Regions from separate parts of the Homo sapiens genome. Here region 2 is linked to region 1. A link is an interaction called in ENCODE POLR2A ChIA-PET data of the cell type or tissue named here. Cell type or tissue: CD4-positive, alpha-beta T cell. All regions are shown on one strand. Each heading gives the region's core, and the rest is flanking DNA. Links, peaks and the distances in the headings are about the cores only. Region 1 overlaps SMPD3 (sphingomyelin phosphodiesterase 3). Region 2 overlaps SLC7A6 (solute carrier family 7 member 6).

The links. ChIA-PET counts read pairs that join two places held together with the same protein. Peaks named below come from ENCODE experiments on the same cell type or tissue, not always from the same donor. Only the 100,000 strongest peaks of a DNase experiment are listed, where the experiment ranks them.
Region 2: POLR2A ChIA-PET joins it to region 1 with 6 read pairs; 3 of 35 experiments call an interaction of 5 or more read pairs at or near these places.

Annotation. Positions count from the first base shown.
Region 1 is chr16:68,416,341-68,420,724 of GRCh38, reverse strand. The region is part of intron 1 of SMPD3 (sphingomyelin phosphodiesterase 3); the gene reads left to right. Among named protein-coding and RNA genes, the nearest start is that of SMPD3, 30 kb to the left of the region's middle. In CD4-positive, alpha-beta T cell, for the core only: a CTCF peak has its summit at 2,165 (motif pointing right); a DNase peak (open chromatin) is centred at 2,584; H3K4me3 peaks cover 1,089 bases; H3K27ac peaks cover 4,000 bases.
Region 2 is chr16:68,285,561-68,289,944 of GRCh38, reverse strand. SLC7A6 (solute carrier family 7 member 6) reads right to left here. Exons shown (of 11, transcript NM_003983.6): 4 at 2,074-2,199. Among named protein-coding and RNA genes, the nearest start is that of SLC7A6OS, 23 kb to the left of the region's middle. RefSeq lists enhancers at 283-332, 363-502 and a silencer at 3,285-3,579. In CD4-positive, alpha-beta T cell, for the core only: no CTCF peak of the experiment used is centred there; DNase peaks (open chromatin) are centred at 2,214 and 3,554; H3K4me3 peaks cover 1,156 bases; H3K27ac peaks cover 3,714 bases.

The DNA of each region.
Region 1 (4,384 bases), core at 323-4,322:
GGCCTATGGGGCAGCTGCCTCCACACACAGAACAATGGATGCAGCCCAGCAGTTAAATTGCGATTTTGAAGAGTAGTCCTGATCAGCTGGTTCAAAAGCAGCTTAGCTGGAGGAGGCAGGCCTGCCTAGGAGCCACTTAACTCACCTGGCCCTTATCTCCCATGCATTAAGTTGAGGCAATAAAACGCCCCTCCCTGCTGGGCAGGGATAATGGGAGGACTGTCAGGTAATGGTGAAGCATCCCTTTTAAGCCTGGGTAACCAGGCTATTAGCCTAGCCAGAGGGAGCCAACTGGAAGATCATATAGGCTCCGTACCAGGCTGAGTGTCTTTGGACAAGTCCCTCAACTTCTCTGAACCTCAATTTCCTCATCTGCAAAGTGGGACAATAACAATTGTACCTTTTTCCTTATAGGATTGCGAAGTTCAAATGAAATGGATATGAAAGGTGCCTATAGTAATGATATTAGTAATAAGAATAATGGCCGGGCATGGTGGCTCACACGTATAATCCCAGCACTTTGGGAGGCTGAGGCAGATGGATCACCTGAGGTCAGGAGTTCGGTACCAGCCTGGCCAACATGGCAAAACCTGTGCATGCCTGTGGTCTCAGCTACTTGGGAGACAGGTGGGAGGATTGCTTGAGCCTAGGAGGTTGAGGCTGCAGTGAGCCAAGATCACACCACTGCACTCCAGGCCATGTGACAAGAAAGACACTATCTCTTAAAAAAAAAAAAAAAAAAGCAATAGCTATTCGGGATACTACATGTTCCAATAATCAGCTACTCTGATCCCCACTTTACAGATGAGGGAGCCCAAGAACAAAGTGACCTCCAAGTTCCCACAATTAGTGATAGGTGGAGCTGGAACTCAGGCAGTCTGGCTTCAAAGTCTGTTCTCTCCCCCACTCTCTGATGCTGCCTTTATCATTAGTGTCATTATACTCATTTTAGGAGTAAGGCTTCATTATGGTTGTCATCTTCATCATCATCATTACATGGGGTTCATGGAAGCTGGGCCCTGGGGCATCTGTGCTATGTTGGAGGTGAGGAGGGTTCTCTCTATCTTCCATAGGAAGGGAGGAAAGTTATTGTTGTCAAGATAGAGGTGAAGTACATGGTTTTTCTCTTACCAAAACTCTGGAGATGCAAGGAAATGTGTAACAGGATTTGAGGAAAGACAGTCAACAGATGTTGGATGCTGCATCCCCATCCTGCCCCATCCCTCTGGCTAGGCGTTGAGGGGGACATTGTCCCCACATGTGATATACAATGAGCTGCCTGTGGGTGATAGGGCAGTAGATTCCTGGCCACCCAGCCATCACCTGTTTCTCCCGCACTGGCTGATCCCCCAAAGGAAGGTTCCAGAGACCTGACACAAAATCCTCAGTCTTGTTAATGTGCTCAATGCATGTTCCAGAACTTCAGCCAGTCCCTGCAGTGGGACCCTGGCTCAAGCGCCATCAACCTTGACTTCTTCCTGTCTCATTGGTGGCCATAGCTGCTCTGGGCAGCTTCCTCCAAGACCCCCCGACCCTCCTAAACCAGCCTTAGAGGGTATGGTCCAGCATCCCTTACCCCTCCAGGACTAGACAGCCCAGCCAGATACTAGCTGTGGCCCCTAGCCACTACTTCTTCATCCCTCTCACCTCTCCTGAGGCCTATTTCTACAAATAGACCATACTGGGGCCTGCCCTGTACCCAGCTTTGCCCTCATGCCACACTCTCTCCATCCTGTCCTTGACCCCTTCCTCAGCATCCTGCACTCACACCATCCCTTTCTCCCCTCTAGGAGGATACATCTAGCAGACCCATTCTAGACCCAGCATACAGAAGGTTCCCTGCTCTGGCCTTCTCATCACCCAAAAGGACAAGAAAGTCCAGACCCATCTTTAGACAAGCTCAAGACTATGGTTCAGGCCCACCTGACATTTACAAGGAGACAGAGCCAGGGGCAGGCTTACTTTAGAAATGAACAAAAGAGTTTCCCAAGCTACCTCCCCTTTGAAATGGGCATCCCTGTTCTCATATGGGATCCAAACTGGTTTGCAAGGTAACGTGTGGTATATGGGGTGCTAGTGTAGACTATAAAATGCATTGAATCCTCCTCTGCTGCCTGCAGGGGGATGTGATGTCAACATGGATGTTGTTCTTTGCCTTCCCCATTTGCCTTTTGGGGAATATGTCCCTATCAGGAAAGTGAGTCTCTCACCCTAGGAAAGCTCTCTACTTTAAAAAATTTAGTGCAATTCTTTTTATATCAGATGGTTATATTTAAAGTATTCAAAGGCCTAGATTTGCATCGTCTTGGTTAAATTACTCATCACCCATCTCTCATCTACAACCTTTTTTTTTTTTTCATTTTATGAAGGCTTCATTTACATAAAGAGTCTTAGTTTTCCTCCAGCCAAGTAGGTGCTCATTTCTCTTGTGGGTATTTGAGTCATGTATCTACCTGCCTGGATGAACTCGGTGGGCATCTACACGGGACCTTCTGCTGCGGCACACCGTCTGCTGTGAGCTGCAGGTGCCTGGGTAGGCATCTTTCTCCCATGAGAAAGTGAAACCCAACAAGCCAGAAATGCACCTTGGCTGACAGCCCGCACACAACAGGAAGGGAGTGGGGGCAGATCCGGCAACATGATAGGGCACTTTCTTGAGAGCACAGGATTTTATAAAAAGTTGTTATGAATGTGTACCATTTATTGAGCACTTGATATGTACCAGGCATGTGCTTGTTGTATTTTTCTTCAGAATAATTATGTGATGCAGGCATCAGGCCCACTCCTTGGCTGAATAAACTAGGGCTTAGAGAAGTTGTAACTTGGCAAATGTCCCAGAGCTGGTAACCGGCAGACAGGTCTGTCTGACACCACACCCCCATGGCTGTATGTATGTGTTTACTCATTTATACCCTACTTCATTCCACGCAGGGTTTGAGGCAGCTCAGACGGAGCTGTGTGATATAGCAAAACGACACAAAGAACAATAGCAAGGAAAGCACGTTAAGGGAACTCTGAAGGTACCAGCATCTTTGTCTAGTAGCGTGTAGGTCTAGGACTGGTCTCCAAGCTTCCTAGCAGCCAAAGCAAAGAAAGCCCAATCTCTTCCCCAGTTGTTTGTGTTTGTATCATAAACACAATCCAAACACAGACCAAAGGCCAAAAGAAGCACAATATTTCCTAAGTCCAAGTTCAAAAATAAACAAATGTCTCTCAAGTGGCTCCTTAGGGAGGCTTGAATGCAATAAAAGAGTAACAGTAGAACAATTGAGGGGGCTTTGTCAGCAGCCCCAGCATAGCAGGGCCAGAGTGGCTCTGGAGTGGGGTAAGAGGCTATCAATCAACCCAGCCCCTCTTAGCTGAGTCGGGATAGCTGTCATAGCCTGGGTTCCCTGAGTGTGTGCGAATTTGTTGATGAGTTCAGGGAAGTGAAGAAGGCAGGATCAGGCAGATGGAGAAACAGACCCAGACTGTGGGTGCAAATGAGACCTCAGCAGTTCTACAGGGAACTCAGGAGCTGAGATAGCTCCTCAGAGTTGTCCCAGATGGGGGCCAAGGGACCTGGCCTTGGTACCCCCTCCCCATCTGCCAATCATTCAGAAAGGGCTTAATTTTGAGTGAGGCAGTTTGCCTCAGCTGAGGGCAATGCCTAGGGAGGGACACAGCTGTGAGATGTCCCCAGTACCCAGGGGATGGGTGCACCAGCCCTGAAGACAGGGTCTAAGTGGAAACCACGGCAGCCACCCCAAAGAGCCCTTGGGTACAGCTTTTGTGACTGAGTGCCCTGGCAATCAGGAAGCAGCTTTCCAGCCACAGAGCTCTCCTGGGACTGAGGCATCTTCCAGCGACACGGGCCTCCCACCTAGACCTGACAGGCCTCAGGACCAGCCAAGTTGCCCCTGGAATATAGCATGGCCTATGCTCTGACACACCTGTGCTCTGACCCACCGGACAGATAGGGCTTGAAGCCCCAGTGGCTGCATGGGTGACAACAACTTCAGCCTGGAAACTATTAAACACTCACCTAAGGCACACCTACCTACATTCACACAGCTTCAGAAATAAAAGCGCCACAAAGCACCTGGCTTTAGCAGTATTGTTACTTCCTGGTGAACCTGCCAAGGTAAACTGTTTGCTGAGCATACAAGGACGAGGCAGAATAAGGGAACAAGTTTGATGTTGCTGTTAAGAGGGAAACTGCTAGGGTTAGAAGACAACAACGGCCTTAGATTGTGTAAGGTTTGCCGGTAACATTCTGGACAGGAGGGTAGGAGGGATTAGGGAGAAACCCAGCTGGGCGGTGGCAATGATTTGTGGAGGGAAGAGTGGGACGGGAAGTAGAAGCCTGGGACAACTCAGGGTCGGAGGCCCCAGAGAGAGGGAG
Region 2 (4,384 bases), core at 175-4,174, 130 kb after region 1:
GAAAATTATACCTTCCTGTGAACTACCTCTCTTGGACCAGACTACTGCACAATTTGGTCAATGGGTTTATCAGCCTCATGGGAAGGACTCTATGCTGCTCTACTTGCGGTAGCTATGGTTGCATGGGGGAGATGACATGCTATAGAGGAACTGAGACCTTATCTTTCACTAGGCCTGAGCCACCCCCACCCTCCGGGGAGCCAGCCCAGCCTGTCATTCTCCTCAGAGGCCTCAGAGACTGCAGACACAAAAGCCCAGGGGACAGCACCCAGCTACCCAGATCAGAGACCCTCTGGACATACTGGGGTCTTTAACAAGACCCAGACTTCTAAGGAAGCCCATTGTCACACCCTGAAGAAAGCCTAGACCCAGCTCTCATGTGGTAAAAAGAGCTGGCTATGCAGCAAGAGAAGAGAAAATAGAGACCCCTGTCCTCAGGGGTGTCCATTCTCATACACAGCAGTGGTTCCCTAAGGAACAGATCTTCAGGGGAGGATTACTCAAAACCCAATTTGACCCCAGGATGCTCCTGAGCCTCCAGGGACATCCACATGGCTAGCTCTACTAACTTGATATAAGTACACAGGCTAGACCAGCAGTCTAAGAATCAACAAGGGCAATTCTTTTTTTCTTTTTCTTTTTCTGTTTTTTGAGACAGAGTTTCGTTCTTGTTGCCCAGGCTGGAGTGCAATGGCAAGATCTTGGCTCACTGCAACCTCTGCCTCCCAGTTTAAGGCGATTCTCCTGCCTCAGCCTCCCGAGTAGCTGGGATTAGAGGCACCCACCACCACCCCCGGCTAATTTTTTGTATTTTTAGTAGAGACAGGGTTTCTCCATGTTGGCCAGGCTGGTCTCAAACTCCTGACCTCAGGTGATCCATCTGCCTCAGCCTCCCGGCCTCCCAGAGTGCTGAGATTACAGGCATGAGCCACCGCGCCCAGCCCAACAAGGGCAATTCTTTTTTTTTTTTTTTTTTTGAGATGGAATCTTGCTCTGTCACCTAGGCTGGATGGAGGGCAGTGGCACAATCTCGGCTTACTGCAACTTCCGCCTCCTGTTTTCAAGCCATTCTCCTGCCTCAGCCTCCTAAGTAGCTGGGATTACAGGCGCGCACCACCATGCCCAGCCAATTTTTGTATTTTTAGTAGAGACAGGGTTTCTCTATGTTGGTCAGGCTGGTCTCGAATTCCTGACCTGCTGATTCGCCCACCTCAGCCTCCCAAAGTGTTAGGATTACAGGCGTGAGCCACCGTGCCGGGCCAAGGGCAATTCTTAAAAGCACAGCTTTTTAGACTCCACACCAACCAGAATGTGATCCAACAGATTTGAGATTAGGGTCTCAGCTCCCCGGGTGACTGTACACAGCCACATTTAGGGACTGATGACCTAGAGAACTGGGCTGTGAAATGATTGAGATATCTGTGGCTAAAGACACCTCAAGACCTCTCTAGGGCTCATGAGATCTTGGTAGGCCTGTTACCCTCACTGCCAGTCCTCTCTGATCCAGGAATGAAAAGCTTTCTAAAGCCAACATTTAGGAAAGACACTGCCAATTTCACAATATTTTAATATTTTTCTGAGAGCTGACTTGGGGAGGGATTGCTGAATACAAGTCCAGATGAAAAGTAAAGGCTGCAAAATAACCACCCATTTCCATACCCCACTTCCAGCTCCATATACCCTGCCACCTGTCTCAAGGAGGGCCCAGTCTTCCTACTTGTAGCTTGGCAGTCACAGACCACAAACAGGAGCCACTCTATCCCCACAGATTACTTTTATGACCCAATCATGACCCAAGCTTCAGGAGCTCCTAGGCCCTTGGCTGGCTTCCTGCAATGCTCCCAGCCTCCACCAAAGGAAACCAGCCCTGAGGGACAGGCTGACTCATGTCCACTTGGCCAAGCCAGCCTGGCCCAAAAAGCCCAGAAAGAAATCTACTCCCATCTCTTGCACTCACTGACACATGCTAGCATGTACATAGAAACAGCCGAGCAGTGAAGCTAACAGAGTCGCCATGTTCTCCTCAGGGAATCCAGAGGAACTGTTGGTGGTACCCCCCTTCCCACCACTTACCCTGGCACAGTTTAACAAGGCCCATGACAATGATGGCAATGAGCGCTACGACCTTGGCGTAAGTGAACGTGTCCTGCACACGTGTGCCCCACTTGACATAGGCACAGTTCACAAATGTCAGCAGACCTAGGAGGAAAACCACAAAGTCACTGGCAGGCTTGAGTTGAGGGCACAGGGGCCCAACCCCTCTTTACAGAGAGCACTCTTTCTGCCCTTCCTGCCTAAGGCAAAGGGGCCAATGGACCAGTCAGAACAAGGCGAACTGGCAAGCGAGGGGACACCCTGCACCCGCCCCAGCTGACAGCACACAGGCACTTCCATCACTACTGGTGCTCAAGGATATGAAGGCATGCGTGAACACATACTTATACATCCTGATGGCTAGCACCATTTCTGGGAATTCCCCCCAGGCCCAGGGATGGGTGATTTCACCTACTCTTTCCCACCCAGACTCCCAAGGTTCCAAACCACAGGAGACACAAGACCTCTTCATGGCCAAAAGAAACTCATCAGTAAGTGAGGTAAATTTGAATGCAGATGGCAGGTTACCTAAGAAATTAGAGAGACAGTGTTTTGCATTAAGTGTAAAAATGAGGCCAGGTGCAGTGGCTCACACCTGTAATCCCAGCACTTTGGGAAACTGAGGCAGATGGATCATGTGAGCCCAGGAGTTAGAGACCAGCCTGGGCAACATGGAGAAACCCTGTCCCTACAAAAAATACAAAAATTAGCTGGGCGTGGTGGTGCACACCTGTAGTCCCAGCTACTCAGGAGGCTGAGGAGGGAGGGTCGCTTGAGCCTAGGAGGTTGAGGCAGCAGTGAGCCGTGCACTCCAGCCTGATGACAGAGTAAGACCTCGTCTCAAAAAAAAAAAAAAAAGGAGAAAAAGAAAAGTCTGTTATATGCCTGACAATTTCACATACACCTCTCCATCAATTCTCACGACTCCAAAATACAGATATTCCTATTCCCATTTTATGGATGAGGAAACTGAGGTGAGAGAAGCTAACTACCATTTCTAAGTTCACATTCCCAAGCCCACTGATCGCTTCCACCCTCATTCCTACCCATACCTCCCAATTCTCAATGAAGTCCATGGAGAAGCGCACCCACTCGAGTACTCCCTAGGCTCACGTGGCTTTAAGTTCTAGCTCCTCACACACTTCAGTGACATCTGGGCCCTGTGCTGAGAGCCCCGGCACTTTGCTCCTGCTAAACAATGACTGATCCATGGGGACGACATAAGAGCAATATCCAGCAGGAAGGAACGCAGTGACATCTGTGAGTACTGCCTCTAGCATACAAAAACAGAACTTTTATGTGCACCTCAAATCTTACTACAAAATCTTTTGGGCCCATCCTCTAGGCCAACTCCACTTACTCCTACCCACTTTGCACTCTCTCCTTCAGCCAGACTCTCTCTCTTACTCGTACCGTACACACACATAAAAAGAAATGTCCTCCCCTCCTCTTCCTGCCATAGCCAACAGCAACTCCCAGTCAAGGTCTAGTTCAGCCCCCACTTCCTCTTCCTCTGTAAAACCTTCTCTGAATACACCACCCCACCCCTCTCTGAGCTCTTTCTCTCCTGAACCACATGGCATTCCTGCTTCTTAGCACAGGTTAGTGTCTATGCTATCATCATGTAGACACCTGTCTCAAGTCTCTCCCTCAGGTGATTGGGTCATGCTTCTCCCAAGATCACAAATTCTCAGAAGGTAACAGCAGTATATCATTTTATTTTCCTTCTTTCCTTCTTTTTTTTTTTTTTTTTTTTTTTGAGACAGGGTCTTGCTCTGTCACCCAGGCTGGAGTGGGTGCGATCACAGCTCACTGCAGCCTCGATGTCCAGGGCTCAAGTGATCTTCCCACCTCAACCTCCTATTAGCTGGGACCACAGGTGCACACCACCACACCCAGCTAATTAAAAAAAAATTATTTTGTAGAGACAGGGGTCTTGCTGTATTGTCCAGGCTGGTCTGGAACTCCTGGGCTCAAGCAATCCTCCTGCCTCAGCCTCCCATATTAGGATTACAGGCATGAGCCACTATGCCTGGCCACGTTGTTTTCTTAAGCTCATCACCAAGCAAAGAGGGGCACTGATAAACCCTGGTTGGAACCAAGGTGGTAAGATTTTCACTCTAACTTCCAATTCCCTGGAGCAAGGCAAATTGTCAGAAAGTTGGATATTCTTCCATTCAAATGGAGAGAAGTGCCTATGGCCAGCCTGTGAAAATGAACACAGGTGGCAGGTGCCAGGCTCAATGGCTTCAAAGAGCTTTCACTCAGTACACTGGCCAGTAACACAGGT